2 separate regions of the Mus musculus genome follow, and region 2 is linked to region 1. The links are chromatin contacts, found by Hi-C or POLR2A ChIA-PET in ENCODE. All regions are on one chromosome and are shown on one strand. Each heading gives the region's core, a stretch centred on a gene start or an enhancer-like site at or near the end of the contact. The rest is flanking DNA. Distances are from core to core; before and after follow the strand shown. Region 1 holds the start of Atp1b1 (ATPase, Na+/K+ transporting, beta 1 polypeptide). Region 2 holds the start of Nme7 (NME/NM23 family member 7).

Region 1 (6,965 bases), core at 1,485-3,984:
GGTCATAGAGCAGGAAGCACGTTGGGAAGAGAGGGAAAAGGTGGCATTGAGGGTGGGGAATTAGTCAGGGTGACCTTCCAGGTGAACTCAGAGTCCTAGTTAAGTATCACAGTTAAGATGGTCAGTCATAAAGTCATACCAATAGCCTCAAGGTTAGGCAAGGTCACGTGGAAGGAATCATAGTTAAGCTAGCTACTTAATAGCTTTTGCTATGCACCAGGCACTGTGCTTAACACTTTCCCACATCCTTCTTTTAATCCTGGCTACAATGTATCACTCTAATTTTACAGCCCTGGGAACAGCCCTGGTGAACAAGCGCCTTGACCAAAGTGGAGAAGCTGGCAGACCTGGAAGCGGGGAATGTGAATACCTCTCTGTCTCGGTTTTCCCAGGGCTGCTCTAGATGGGAAGATGGTGAAATGCATAAGACAGCTCCAGATGGTGGAGACTGGCTGGGCAGGTGGAGCTTGAGGTGAGCCAGAGACAGAAATGGGTCCCACATAAGTGGGCTGAGATCATGTTCTCCCATGGCAACACTAGCTCTGGTGGGAACAGGGATGATTCTAAGGAACCTAAAGGGGGATGCTGCGATGGCCCTGCATGCCTGACCTGCGCAGAGCTGAGGAACTCACCTGAGAAGGGGAGAAATCTACCCAAGGAAGACCGGGCAAGGGCAAGAAAGTCAAGCAAGCTTGTCTCCCACTCCCCACTCCCAGTATAACTGGCATTTATCATACAAGTCGACAGCTAAGGGGCAGCACTTTTCTTTTCTTTTCTTTTCTTTTCTTTTCTTTCCTTTCCTTTTTCTTTTCCTCTTCTTTCTTTCTTTCTCTCTTTCTTTCTTTCTTTCTTTCTTTCTTTCTTTCTTTCTTTCTTTCTTTCTTTCTTTCTTTCTCAATAGTAAAGAAAGTTCTGATTTAAAACCTGCCACGATGAACTGTTTGCAAACTGTTCTGGGGGTTTGAGGTACACTGGCTATGAGGAATGGTCACCGCATCAGTCTTAAGAGTCCTCTTACTCACTTTTCTTTCTTCCTCAGATGTGTAATCCTCCTGCCTATCTCCAGTCTGGGATTATAGGCAGAAACCATCAAACTCCAGCCAAGTCTCATCCCTTTTGAAGCTACTTACACCCTACTTATTCCTTATGGTTTTTTTTTTCCTGATTCTGCCCACGGGGTTTCCTCCCTCATATATATATGAGGTACACACACACACACACACACACACACACACACACACACACACACCTCCCAGTGGTCTGGTCTGCGGAATCCCCTCCACAATGTAAGTTCTGCCTAGAGACAGTGGCATCAAATCTACAGGTACAGTCTCTTCTAATAGCTTACCAACCACAAACTTGGGTTTTTTCCAAAATAAACGCTGCAGGGGCAAAGCAGAGTGACTTCTTTCTCAACAAGCTGCTCTCACAGTTGTCCTTGACACAGTGGGTCGGCAGCCCCTGTGGACTCCATGAGACTCAGTTGCTATGTCTCCCCTGAATTTTGGGTATTTTAAGGTTTTCTTCAGTCTTGCAAGTGGGATTAATGAGAAAAAGCTCATTTTTGCATCCCTTCGGTTTTGTCCTTGGGCCTGCAAGATTGACCTTGAAAATGGCAGGGTGTCTTGGGAACCCATCTCTGTGTTGGGAAGGTCTTTGATAAGAAGCTAGCTCTTTGCGCGACCGGCCAGGTCGCTCCAGGGACAGGCTTTTCTGCAGCCACTGCAGAAGCCTCGCCATGTTTTCTGCTGTGTCATCACCATAAGAGCTGTGTGGAAAGCTGTTCAGGGGCTCGGTGGATGAAAATAAGGGCGGATTTTCAGCCAACAAGGATGGAAAGAATGGTCATGTCCAACACAGTGCTCTGCGACATCTTGACATGTGAGCTGGGTCTTCCCAAGTGCTCTGTCATTCCAAGAATTCTACAGTATAGGGTAGGGGTGCCCCCAGTGAGACAGAACAGTAAGCCAATGGGAATACCAGCCACAGACCTGGGCCAGGAGAGTCTTAGGTGGCTGGGTCACGTGCATAAATTGTTCCCCGGGGTCTAGACTGGCAGGAGCCACAACCGGTTCCCAGCTACAGCCCAGGGTGGGTTTGGCAATTGTCCGGATTGAGGTGGTTCAGGCCGCCCACAAGCACAGACCAGGAGTCAGGAACCGAGGCTGCCCGCTGGGCTGGCCTGCAGAAGAGGGACGGGCCGGAACTGCAACCGCAGTGGCAGAGAGTGCGAGGGGGCGGCAGGTGCATAAGCAGAGAGGCGGAGCAGAGCTGGGCAGAGTCACTAGCGTCCTGGAGTGACCTTCCCCCACCTGGCCATGGCCTAGGGGAGGTGGACCTGCAGTAAACCCCGACCAGTACGAAGGGGTAAGACCAGTACGAAGGAGTTGAGGTCTCCGAGGTTCCCAGAGAGCGATGCAGGTGCAGGCCACAGCATTGGCGAGCGGGGGCCGGGAGGACGAGGAGGATTGTCCAGGCACAGCTCGGGGCAGAGAGAGGGCCAGCAGAGCTGCGGGAGCAGTACTCACCCGCCCCCAGTCCCTCTCCGCACCCCTGCTGCGGTGCCAGCCCCTTTAGCTTTGCCGGCTCCTTTGTGCGGGGCCCCGCGCCCGCCCCTTCGGGGGCTCAGGCCCCGCCTTCTCGGCGCTGGCGATTGGCTTGCCGTGCCGCCGGTAGGCGGAGCTACGGATGGTGGAGGCGCGGTATATAGTAAAGGTAGGGCGTGCGCCCTCAGCCAATTTCTCGGCTCCTGGCCTGCGCGCCCGTGTGCCGAGCCCGCGCTCCACTCCGCTCGCCCTTCCCGGTGACTTTCCCTCCTTGTCCCTGGTCCATCTCGCCAGAGGTCACAGCAAGCAGAGTGGTGCAGCTACAGCTTGAAGCAGCAGCTGCGGGGTTCGCTGAGCCCCCCGGAAGGCGATCGGAGTGCGGGGAAAGCCCGAGAGCGGCCGCGCGCCCACCTCTAGGTGCGGGGCTCGGAGCCGCCCAGCCCGCGCGCGCCCTCCTCCCTCGTCCCTCCTCCCTCCGCCCCCGCCGCACCTCCCCCTCCTCCCGCTCTGCCTAGGCTGCTCCGCGGCGCGCCTCGCACTCGGAGAGCCGCAGCGGCAGCGGCGCGTCTCGCTTTCGGAGACAGAGCCGGGCCGCGGGGACACCGAGCAGCCGCCGCGAGGACGCCCAGGGCGCGCGCCGCACTCGCCCTCCCTCGGCCTCGGCCGCCACTGCTGAGCAGACACCATGGCCCGCGGAAAAGCCAAGGAGGAAGGCAGCTGGAAGAAATTCATCTGGAACTCGGAGAAGAAGGAGTTTTTGGGCAGGACCGGTGGTAGTTGGTGTAAGTACGCGCTCCGCGGCTCTGCCGTCGGCGCCTTGGCTTTTCTTAGGAGGCGCGTCTGTACGCGAGCACTGCGGACAGTTCGGCGCCCGCGGGGCTGACCAGGGTGTTAGGGAGTGGGTGGTAGGAGCTGCTAGGAGCGTGCGGCCCTGGGCTTGGCATCCAGTGACAAATGTGGGGGGTCCCCAGGATGCGCCTCGGGTGGGGAGCTGGAGCTAGGGTTTTGGGTATGGTAGGGATCTTCGTTTCCTAAGCCTTTCCTCCTGGGAAATTCGGTCAGGTTCCAGGAGCCTATGTATGTACCCTCCCTTTCCATCTCCCAAGACCTTAGAAAAACGAGATTTGGGGCCGTGAGCAGAACTCACGAGCGTACCTGTTCTAATGCAGACGATGCTGCGATAGATAGCATCATTCTTCCAGTCTAGAAATGTATCTAGAATGGATAGGAACGGGGAGAAGAAATGCATCCACACTGCAGTCCTCACACATTGCAGTCATCACAGCCCAGAAATGGCCCAGTGAGCTCCATTCATGGCTCGTTTTTTAAGCCTTGGCTAGACATGGTGTTTTTAAGCTCTTCATGATACAAACGAAGAAACAGGTTATATTAGAGCATTTCATGCAGCCTGTTGCTTCCTTGGCTGGACTCCCCCTCATACCCCATTGAAAATTACATACCGTGTTTGTTTTTTACCTCCTTACACTGGAAAGGTACTAGGTTTTTTTTTTTAAGGTCATTTTGAAGGGCATAGTTGTAGACAAATCCATGAGTCGTGACTGCGGAAGGGAGGGAGGGAACTCCCCTCTGCTGCATCACTGCCCCCCTCCTTCTCCAGTATCACCATCACCACCAGCTCCTCTACCTTCTCTCTCGCCTCCTTCCCCCTCCCACCCCTATAGCAGCAGCATTGCAGGAACTAAGGGAACCCTGAAAACTAACGATGCGATGCTGCGTTCCTGTGTGGGGAGGGTCTATGGAAATAGACTGGAGAATGAGTCAGGGAAAAGAGCGCTTGGCTGACATTTTGAAAAGGAAGAAGCTGGGATGTATGATTTTTTTTCCTCCTAAAGAAAAAAAAAATGCAGTTAGGGAGCCTCTCAAAAATAAAGGGTTAATAATGCATCATTCTTCAAGGTTATGAAGGTGACGCCTCATTCATTCCACGGTATTACCAGGGAGCATAGGCATCCCTGAGCCATGGGAAAATGGAGTCTTAAATGGATGGCTTTTTATTTCGCCTTATATTCCATTTTATTTGTGGAGACTGTCCTTCCATGGGAGTATGCCCGTAGCATACCCGTGTTTCTGTAACGTGGAAGGAGAGACCTGAAGAGATGTGAGGTTTGTAAAGGATGACCAGCCTGGGCTATTTCCTAGCAACTCTTTGTAACTCAGCTAGGAGGCCTAGGAGGTGCACTGCGGAATTGGCCCCTCCTCCCACGTTGGCTAGGGCTGCTTTCCCTGGTGGTCTGGCCCCTGCAGCAGCATCACAGGACCAAGGGGGTGGCACTGACGCCAGGGACCTTGTGAAATTTGCCCTCTAGTGTTTTTCCACTTCTTAAAACATCTTTCTTTTCCTCATTCCAATCTCACACTCCTTCTTTGAATAATATTTGCTTTAGAGGGTAAGGAAGGCAGTATGGAACAGCTTGTTCTTTAAAGCGACATTTAATGGGACAGCCCTTCTGTATCAGACAGGGAGAGAGAATGAGCCTGTGTGGTCTTGAGGGTCACATCCAGCAAGGTAGTGATACCCACGGACTTAGGAAGCAGCTGCCGCAACTCATCTTCCATTTTGTGGGTGCTGAGCTCGAAACCCAGTTTGTGTTTTGTGCAATCCTATCTGTGCCCCTTTCACAATGTAAGAAATGACAGAGAAGTTCCTATGTCATAGAGAGAGAGATGCCCCCTTTCCAGCTCTGGGCCCAACATGGATGCCCTTGGGACCAGGGCACGATGCCCTTGGCTCCGTTTTGCTTATAGGTAGATTTTTCACCAAGATGGACGGCAGGAGGCTCGAGCCTGTCACCTGCTGGAGAGATCACAACTTACAAAAATCACTTTGTGCTTTCTACCTTTTCATTAAGTTTATCCATGTGTTGGTAGGTTTTTATATTTGCCATTGGTTTTCCAGGTCACTTTTTAAAACCCTATTTTTGGCATCTTAAAGAATATATATATATATATTTATTTCGCCTTATATTCCATTTATATATATATATATATATATAGGCAAAATTCCTCGTGCTCCTTGTTCTTTAATTATAGAAGGAAAAGAAAATTTGTTTTAAAGAATACAAAATGCCTTCAAAGCCGATAACCCAGCCTCCAACATCATGTCACCCAGCTGGTTGGTGGCACTAACCTAGTCTTTGTATGTGTTTCTCCGTGCCACTGGTAGCCTTGGTCTTGGGGAGAACATTGCCCGAGCTCACTAGATATGCGTGCTGCGCTCTGTCTAACCAAATGACTTTACTGCAGTGACAGGTTTACCAAGTCCTGTGCGGCAGCAACACAATCCCTCACCCAGCTTTGGTATTCTGTGCTCAGAGTGGAAAGGGTGTATATGTTCTTGAGCTTAATCATTGCGCTTGTAAAATGACTAATTTTTCCATCAATTTGTCTTTTAAACAGTAGCCTCAGTCCTGTGCCTTCTTAGGAGTCCAGGATATGAGCAGAAGGGTTGTAGTTGTTGAGGCAAATGTGGCTGAGAGCACCCAGGGTGGCACTGGAAGGGCAACAGGACAGGACAGCAGCCGAGAAGCCAGGCTCTCCAGGGGCTCTCTCGCTCACCGACTGGGTTATACCAACTCTGTACCTCTTCGCCGGAAAAAATTTTCCAGATCCCTTGACGTCACAGGCTTGCCATTAGCCTACCGCTGCCTGGATACCAAACGCAGCACTTAACCCTTGCCCTGCCAGGAGGAAGGGACAGAATGGGGGCTGTGGTTCTAGAAGATGCAGCCTCCTCTCTTCTCATCTTTGCTTTCATCTTTATGTAGGGGAGACAAGGGATGAGGTTCAGCGTTTTGTGTGGGATTTTATGTGTGTTCTGGTTCGTTTCAATAGCTCCAGAACACTGCTGTCTTGAAGTATGGATTCCTGAGGGGAAAGTTGGTGTTTTTCCATGTATGGAGAAGGCTGTGTGGCTCATTTCCACAGCTTGTGTGCCCACTCCACTCCTGGCCCCCTACCAGCATGTACACATACGCCTTTTCAATAGTCCCTTCACCCTGTAGCGTTTTTTCAGAAACCCTTTAGGAGGAACCTGTGCGCCCCCCCCCCCCCCCCCCCCCCGCAATCATGTTTCTGATAACCTTACAGATCTATTGCTTCCACTTTTCCCTTCTAGATGTGTTGTTTGACTGGCTCAGGACAGCCAGGCAATGCCTAGTGCCTAGTACAGCCTGTTACTAGGCTGCTAATCAGGGAGCTAATCCTTGTATACCAGTAACTGATAGCCTTATTCCAGTCTACCGGCTTCACGGTGGTTCAGGGTGTTTTTTGCTTGCTTGCTTGCTTGCTTGCTTTTTTATTTTTAAAGTTTATTTGTAGCTATTTCAGCCTGCCTTCTGTTAACTTCTTCTTGTTTCTTCTTCTGTGAAGAAAAGAAAAATGTAGCTTACACAAGCAGTC
Region 2 (6,965 bases), core at 1,770-4,269, 150 kb after region 1:
TCCCATTACACATGGTTGTGAGCCACCATGTAGTTGCTGGGAATTGAACTCAGGACCTTCAGAAGAGCAGTCAGTGCTCTTAACCTCTGGGCCATCTCACCAGCCCCCACCCCAAGACATAAATTCTAAAACGATATATTCAGAGTACAATTACATTTACATGATATCTACATATATTTGTGTATGTGTGTGTATATAAAGAACAACCAAATTACAAAACAGCAATTATGAAGAGAGAAATTAGGAATCTCTGGTCTCCAAAGAGAGAGAATATTTTCTAAGAAATTTCAATAGTAAGGGTTACAGATCAGAAGAAAAAAATTGGTACTGCTAGATCAAATTAATATGGCTGAAGTTTCAAGGTAGAATCAAGAGGAAACAATTTAAATGATGAAATAGATAAAACATATGAGACACACATACACATATGCTAATACATCAAAAAATAAAATCTAAAATTCTTGCCAAGCGCCATATACTCCAGTATCTTGGGTCTGTGCCCACCTTCTCCAGTCCTCTGTTCCTCCAGAGCCTCTAATACACCTCTGCACTCACCTTGCCTCGAGGAATCCAGAGCCACCTGAGATCTTTTCTATTACTAAAATCTCAGTTTGAAAACCACATCTTGTGATGACCTTGACTGCATGTCAAACTATTTATTCTCTCTCTCTCTCTCTCTCTCTCTCTCTCTCTCTCTCTCTCTCTCTCCCCCCCCCCCCTCTCTCTCTCTCTCTCTCTCTCTCTCTCTCCCATGTGTGTGTGTGTGTGTGTGTGTGTGTGTGTGTGTGTGTGTAGGTGTGTAGACAGGGTCTCACTACACAACTCTGGCTTGCCTGGAACTCATTGTGTGTATATACACGTGTGTTGGGGCACACAAAAACGTGTATGCATATGCATGTAGAAGATAGAGGATATCCTTGGGTGTCATTCCTCATTAATTTTACATTTATGTATCATGAATGCGTGTATCAGAGTACATATATAGAAGTCATAGGACAACTTAGGGGAGTTAGTTCTCTCCTTGTATGATACGGGTCCCTTTGTTACTACTTGTTTGGTTTTTGAGACAGGCCTGGAATGTACTAAATAGGATAGGCTGGCCAACCAGTGATCCACCTGTCTCCATCTCTCCAGTGCTGGGATTACAGGCACATGCCACCATGTCTAGCTTTTGTTTTGAGTGCATTTGGGGGACTGAATATAGGTCCTCACGCTTGCAAGACAAGTGCTTCACCAACGGAGCCACCCCCAATGCTGGTTATATACTTATGTCAGTGAACAACCTCCATCCTCCACAGACACTATCACCCTATCGGCCTTTGCCACATACATCTGTCTGCCTGTGCCCAGACTGCACACGGAGGGAAGGACATCTAGCTTCCCCTCCTTTCAAAACATTTTGCTGCTTCTCAGAAAGGACTGACAGCAAATGGAGGGGAGGGGGAACCCTGAGATTTTTAATTAACTGTTTTTAGGCCTCCCCCACCCCACCCCACCCCACCCCCAGCCCCAGTTTTTCTACCAAACAGTAAGAGGACTGTCTCTAAGGTAAGCCTGCATGCCCGGAGAATTCCACTCTTCATGCTCAAGGACCAAGTTTTGATTTTGATGAATCATGAGTCACAGTAAGAAAAGTACTTATATAATAATCAGCTTAGCTGGGCGAGGTGGCGCACGCCTTTGATCCCAGCACTTGGGAGGCAGAGGCAGGCGGATTTCTGAGTTCGAGGCCAGCCTGGTCTACAAAGTGAGTTCCAGGACAGCCAGGGCTATACAGAGAAATCCTGTCTCGAAAAACAAAACAAAACAAAACAAAATCAGCATACACCACACACACACACACACACACACACCAGATCAAATGCTAACTAACTTCATGCCACAAATGGTTACAATAGATGGGAGCAAGAGAAATCAAGAGCAAAACAGATGAACGGTCACTTCCACACTTCCTTCGTTAAAGTAGAAATACGAGGCTACAGAATAGGTAAAATCATTGATTATTTGGAATCCAATACTGAATACATTGCCTCTTAGATTCTGTCAAGTGCCTAGAAAGGAGAAAAGAGGGAGGAAAGAGATTGGGTCTGTGAAGTAAAGGTTTGAAAAGGTCTCTTTGGTACCAAAGGACCAGATTGGTTAACAAAAAGGACTGCTGAACGTCAGTCAATGAGAAAGCCTCATTGTGCAGATGCCTCTTGCTAAGTCACAGCTACACCCACCTGAAGGCAACATTTTGCTCTGTCCCGTCCACCACGCACAAGTGCAGAGATGACTAAAGATGAGTTAACTAGAACTCTGTGCACTAGAGCAATGGGTACATTAAAACCATCTAAAGGCTTATTAAAACGCAAAGTATCAAGCCCCATTCCTATTCAGTCATAATTTATGGTGGTGTTGGTGAATGCTAGAACTCTCCAAGTAATCCTGAAAAACATACCTGCTAAAACACAGTGATCTGGAAAGTATGAAATGAACTAGACGCTGAGCCAGCAGACAGCTATTACTAAGCGGTCCTGGTAGGAGATGCAAGGTAGAACTCCACCGCTTGGGAGAACTGACTCCAGCACTCAGGGAGATTCAGATCCAAGTTAGTGTTGAGACAGCACCACGTCGATAAGGGTCTGCAAGCTTGAAAAACGAAAAAGATAAACAATGCAAGCTTATAAACGGTTTATTCGAAATAATTCTCATCGGGTTTTCTTAGATTCCATATCACCCCCATTTACTTTCTGTTACATTGCTCTAGCTTGAGGTCTTAGTGGCGCTAAAATGGAAATTAGGGTGCTGCAAGAAAAGGGGTGCGCAGAGGCAGAAGGAACTGCTCCTAGCGAGGTAAGAGGTGATGAAAGGCGGGGTGCCCAATCGCCCAAAGACTTGGATGTTCCGTAACCAGGGTCTCGGAGCCTTTCATAGGGCCTCCCTATAACACTTACCATAGTTTGTAGATCTCAGCACAGGAAATAGATTCCTGTACACAGGAAGACTACACCACCACCAATGATCCGGTTACTCTGGCAACGCAAGCCCCGCCTTCCTCCAGCCACTGCTTCGAAGACGCCGCCTCGAAGCTGCTTCGTCTCCATTGGCTGGGAGTAATTAGGCCCCGCCCATTCACTCAAAGATCCACCCTTTGCCTCATCGCCTGGGGCAACGCGACGCCACCTTCTCCGTTCCAACGCGTTCACTTCCGTCTGGCTGGTAGTGACCCGGAAGTTTAAGCGTCCATACCGCTTGCATTATCTATTGGTACTTTTTTTTTAAGTAGATATCTTCCAGTTTTCGCTTTCCGAGCCGATACATAGTAGACCCTGTCTCTCTTCATTTTACACACAGCACGAAGTGTCAGTTGGTCCTTGTCCTTCAGAAGAGCATTCCGGAAATGAAACCCTGTGTAATAGGAAGTGATTAGAGTGAGCGAGGCGCTGCGTGTCAGGGAGGCTTGGGCGGGTTGGCTTCCGAGTGCCAGGGGAGTTTACAAGTCAGCCGGCTGCTGAGCGAGTGAAGAGCCTGAGCGGTGGACATTGAAGTAAGGATATCACAGGTAAGTCCTGGAGCCGGCCCGTGTGCCGGACGCGGTGGGAAGAGGATGGTCTGGGCTGGAGTTCGGCAGCCATTGGTTTGGGATTTAAAGGTTGTTCTGGGAAGAGGCTCCTCCTGACAGGGACAAACTTGGGCTCATACTCCTGGGGAATGAGGCTGACAGGCTTAATTTTTCCACCTCCTCTCCTTTTAAACTCGGCACCCATGCCTCCCCACACCTTCACCCGGTGTTTCTTAGACAAGGACACTTGCTCATCGGCATCGCATGGTCCCAGCGAAGTTTCTGACTTTAAAGTCTCTGTTTGCCATTGGATAGAGTTTCAGGATGCATTCCCAGGGCAAGGATTTGTGATGTTCAGGAAGTTAGACCGGGTACTGAATCGTATACATCTAGGAACAGTCAGCTTTTAGGACGTGTGGTCACCTATTCTACAGTCTAGACTCCAGAGACCACTTAAACCTATGCCTGGGTTTTCATTATTTAACAGGTATACATTACAGCCCGTCAAAAGGAAATAATGAAGAACGTGGGTACTAAAGACAGAAACAATTAAAAAATAACTTTTAAAGTAGATGCATTCTCTGAATATATTGTTATTGCTTTAATTCTTTCGTATGTATACATCTCTAGGTCTTCGGTGAAAGTCTTGGATTGTATTCTCATTAGTTATGGAAAAAATGACTACCCTTAAAAGTTCGGAAAACAAAGGTAAGTGTTTTTGTTTTGATAATAATTGATTTGGTTTTTTGTTTGATTGGTTGCTTTTTTGGTTTGGGGGGGAGGGTTGTGTTTTGGGTTTATTTTGGAGTAGGAGGGCGTTATTTGAGACAGGGTTTCTCTGGGTTGCCTTGGCTGCCCTAGAACTCATTGGCCTTGAACTCAGAGAGCTCCCCCTTGATTATCTAGTAAGGCAGGTAATACAACTGTTCGTTTTATTTTTACTACACTGTAACTATTGTTAGTGAAAACAGATGTTTGTGCTACATGGATCAATGAAAACTATACCTATATTTGATGTCACTTGTCTGCATCCTTTAACTGTCTCGGGAGAGCAATGTGATTGTCAGTATAACAACAGAACTTTCTCTCAAGCATGTGAATAGCACTGCCATCATAGGAGGGGTGGACCATTACCTATAGGGCTCATCGCAAACCTAAAATAAACAATTTAACTAAATATTAAAATTGTAGACTTGTACATTAAAAATACAGTGATGACAGTTAATTTAGCAAACAGATAGTAAGGTCTGGGGCATTTAAATAATAAGGATCAGGTGGAAATGATTCTATGAACAAATGAATTTGGAAATGCTGGGTTGGATTGGTTATACAGGCATTTCTTAGCACTGTTAGGAAACCAGTGTATACTGTGAAACACCAGAAGCTGTGCTTCATGCATAAGTGTGCACACGCATTTGATCAAGCAACTGTTTATCCAGAGCCTAGAGAACAGAGGTTCTCAATATGTGGGCCATGACCCCCACGTATCAGATATTTGCATTACATATATACAAAACAGTAGCATAATTATAGTTCTGAAGTAGCAACGAAGTGTGCTGTTGGGGTCACCACCACACGGGGTGCTGTATTAAAGGATCTCAGCGTTCGGAAGGTTGGGGACCACTGGACTGGAGGAGAGGGCTGGGGATCACCTTTATAAAGGTTAATATGATTGTCGGTAGCATACTTTTCTAATGGAATAGCTAAACTTTACTAGGTGATAATGGTGACATTGAAAACACTAAAGCTGGGCCTTGTGGCACAGGCTTGTGATTCCAGCTACTTGGGAGGCTGAGACAGGAGGATCACAAATTCATACCCTGTTTGGGCTCCAGAGTCAGTTCAAGGCTAGCATGGGCAACCTAGGCAGATGCTGTCTCAAAACTGTAAAATGAGGGCTCCAGGACAGCCAGGGCTACACAGAGAAACCCTGTCTCGAAAAAACAAACAAAAAAAAACAACAAAAAAAAAAGCTTTGGCTAGACTGCTTGCCAGGACCCAGCTTCAATCCCACTGCCTGCCCCCATGCATGCCGAAAGAATATTGTCCTAAGATTTACCAAGAGACATCCTCAGTTTACCAGTTTATTGTTTAATTTGCATATGTTCCAGAAGATCTGTCAGACTATAACATAAAGGAGCTATGAATTACTGTTTTAATGTAGAAGGAAAAGCCAAGATGTTTTAAATTTTTTTTCCCTAAAGGTTTAAATGAAGTTTAGGTATGTGTTCATAGAGTAATAAACTCATTAAATAAACATTTGCTTTTCTTCTTTATGCTGTGCACATTTCATTAGCTGGTAAAATGAGCTGGTAAAGGTATCTGTGACTAAAGGAGCTTCCAATAGTCCAGCCTGGAATTATTCTGAAATGCTCTCGCACTTCCAGTGTTCTCCCAGCTCCCAGGCATAGAAGGATGGGGACGCCCATGACGGGACTAGGGTTGTCCCACAACAGGCGGTGGAAACTTGGTATTATCTTGGCTCATGAGTTTGATGTTCTGCCTGTGCCCAGTCATGTGACGTAGAAGTACTTCTGCTCCTACGTTTACACTGTCCTTAGTAAAGGCAGTGTTTGTCTCAGTGATGGCCTCTAATTGTGCTCTTTGCCTTCTGGAATCTAAAACAAAAGATTGGTAAATTGTGACCCTCAGACTGCTTGAAAAAGTTTGCAGCCAATTTGATGATTATAAACCGTGGCTGAATCCATGTAAATCAGGTGTCATCCTGAATAAAGTAGATTCTGTTTTTCTTATTACTTACTTAACCAAAAATGTTTTTGCCATTAAAAGAAAAAAATGGTTTTGTTTTCTCATGTGGGTGCCTAGAAACTTTCTTCAGTTTTACTTCATCATTCCAAAAGCCTACAATATTTCACCCCAGGCCTTTTACCCAAAACTCAGCAGCCCCTGTGTAGAAAGTAGACGAGTGACCTTGCTGGTTCTTCACAGTCCATCAGTCCAAGGGAAAGCCAGGATGGAGAAGCCACAACTCTTCCATGTGTTTTAACTGATTAGCGCCTGATCCCAGGTGGAAAGAGAGTGCTCCAGGGATGCAGGTGGCTCCCTCAGGGGATGGAGAGCACGGATGGGTGCTCAGCATTATTCATAATTACAGAGCTGGTGCCAGAGGTTTTGTCTTCTCACTGGAAGGATGTAATTATTCATGAATGTGCCCTGAATTGCCTAGTACATATGTAATAAAGGTTTCTGTGTGTGTCACAGGGAAACAAGAAATGATGAAAGGTAAGAAAATGCAAAGCCCTAGCCCTGCCTGCTCACCCGCGCGTTAGCCAGAGCTGGTGAGTTATTCCTGGTAGCCATGAGTTCTTAGCAACTAGAACAGTTTAAATAAACTTAAGGGGAAATTGGACTTGAAGGTTGGTTGACTGTCTTGACTGGAATTTGTTTTGTTTGAAAAGAA

What was found. A loop is a pair of places that touch in the nucleus more often than their neighbours do. ChIA-PET counts read pairs that join two places held with the same protein, here RNA polymerase II (POLR2A).
Region 2: POLR2A ChIA-PET joins it to region 1 with 10 read pairs in Patski. The contact joins the promoter of Nme7 here to the promoter of Atp1b1 in region 1. A Hi-C loop is called at or near these places in 2 of 37 maps with a recorded cell type or tissue (both left cerebral cortex). POLR2A ChIA-PET finds 5 or more read pairs at or near these places in 3 of 5 experiments (Patski and embryonic stem cell).

Annotation. Positions count from the first base shown.
Region 1 is chr1:164,454,124-164,461,088 of GRCm38, reverse strand. It overlaps Atp1b1 (ATPase, Na+/K+ transporting, beta 1 polypeptide), which reads left to right and starts at 2,734. Exons shown (of 6, transcript NM_009721.6): 1 at 2,734-3,328. The coding sequence starts at 3,232. Gm32391 (predicted gene, 32391) reads right to left here and starts at 2,566. Exons shown (of 4, transcript NR_168343.1): 1 at 1,349-2,566.
Region 2 is chr1:164,303,726-164,310,690 of GRCm38, reverse strand. It overlaps Nme7 (NME/NM23 family member 7), which reads right to left and starts at 3,019. Exons shown (of 14, transcript NM_138314.4): 1 at 2,937-3,019; 2 at 2,441-2,631. It overlaps Blzf1 (basic leucine zipper nuclear factor 1), which reads left to right and starts at 3,207. Exons shown (of 7, transcript NM_001160209.1): 1 at 3,207-3,544; 2 at 4,175-4,252. The coding sequence starts at 4,213.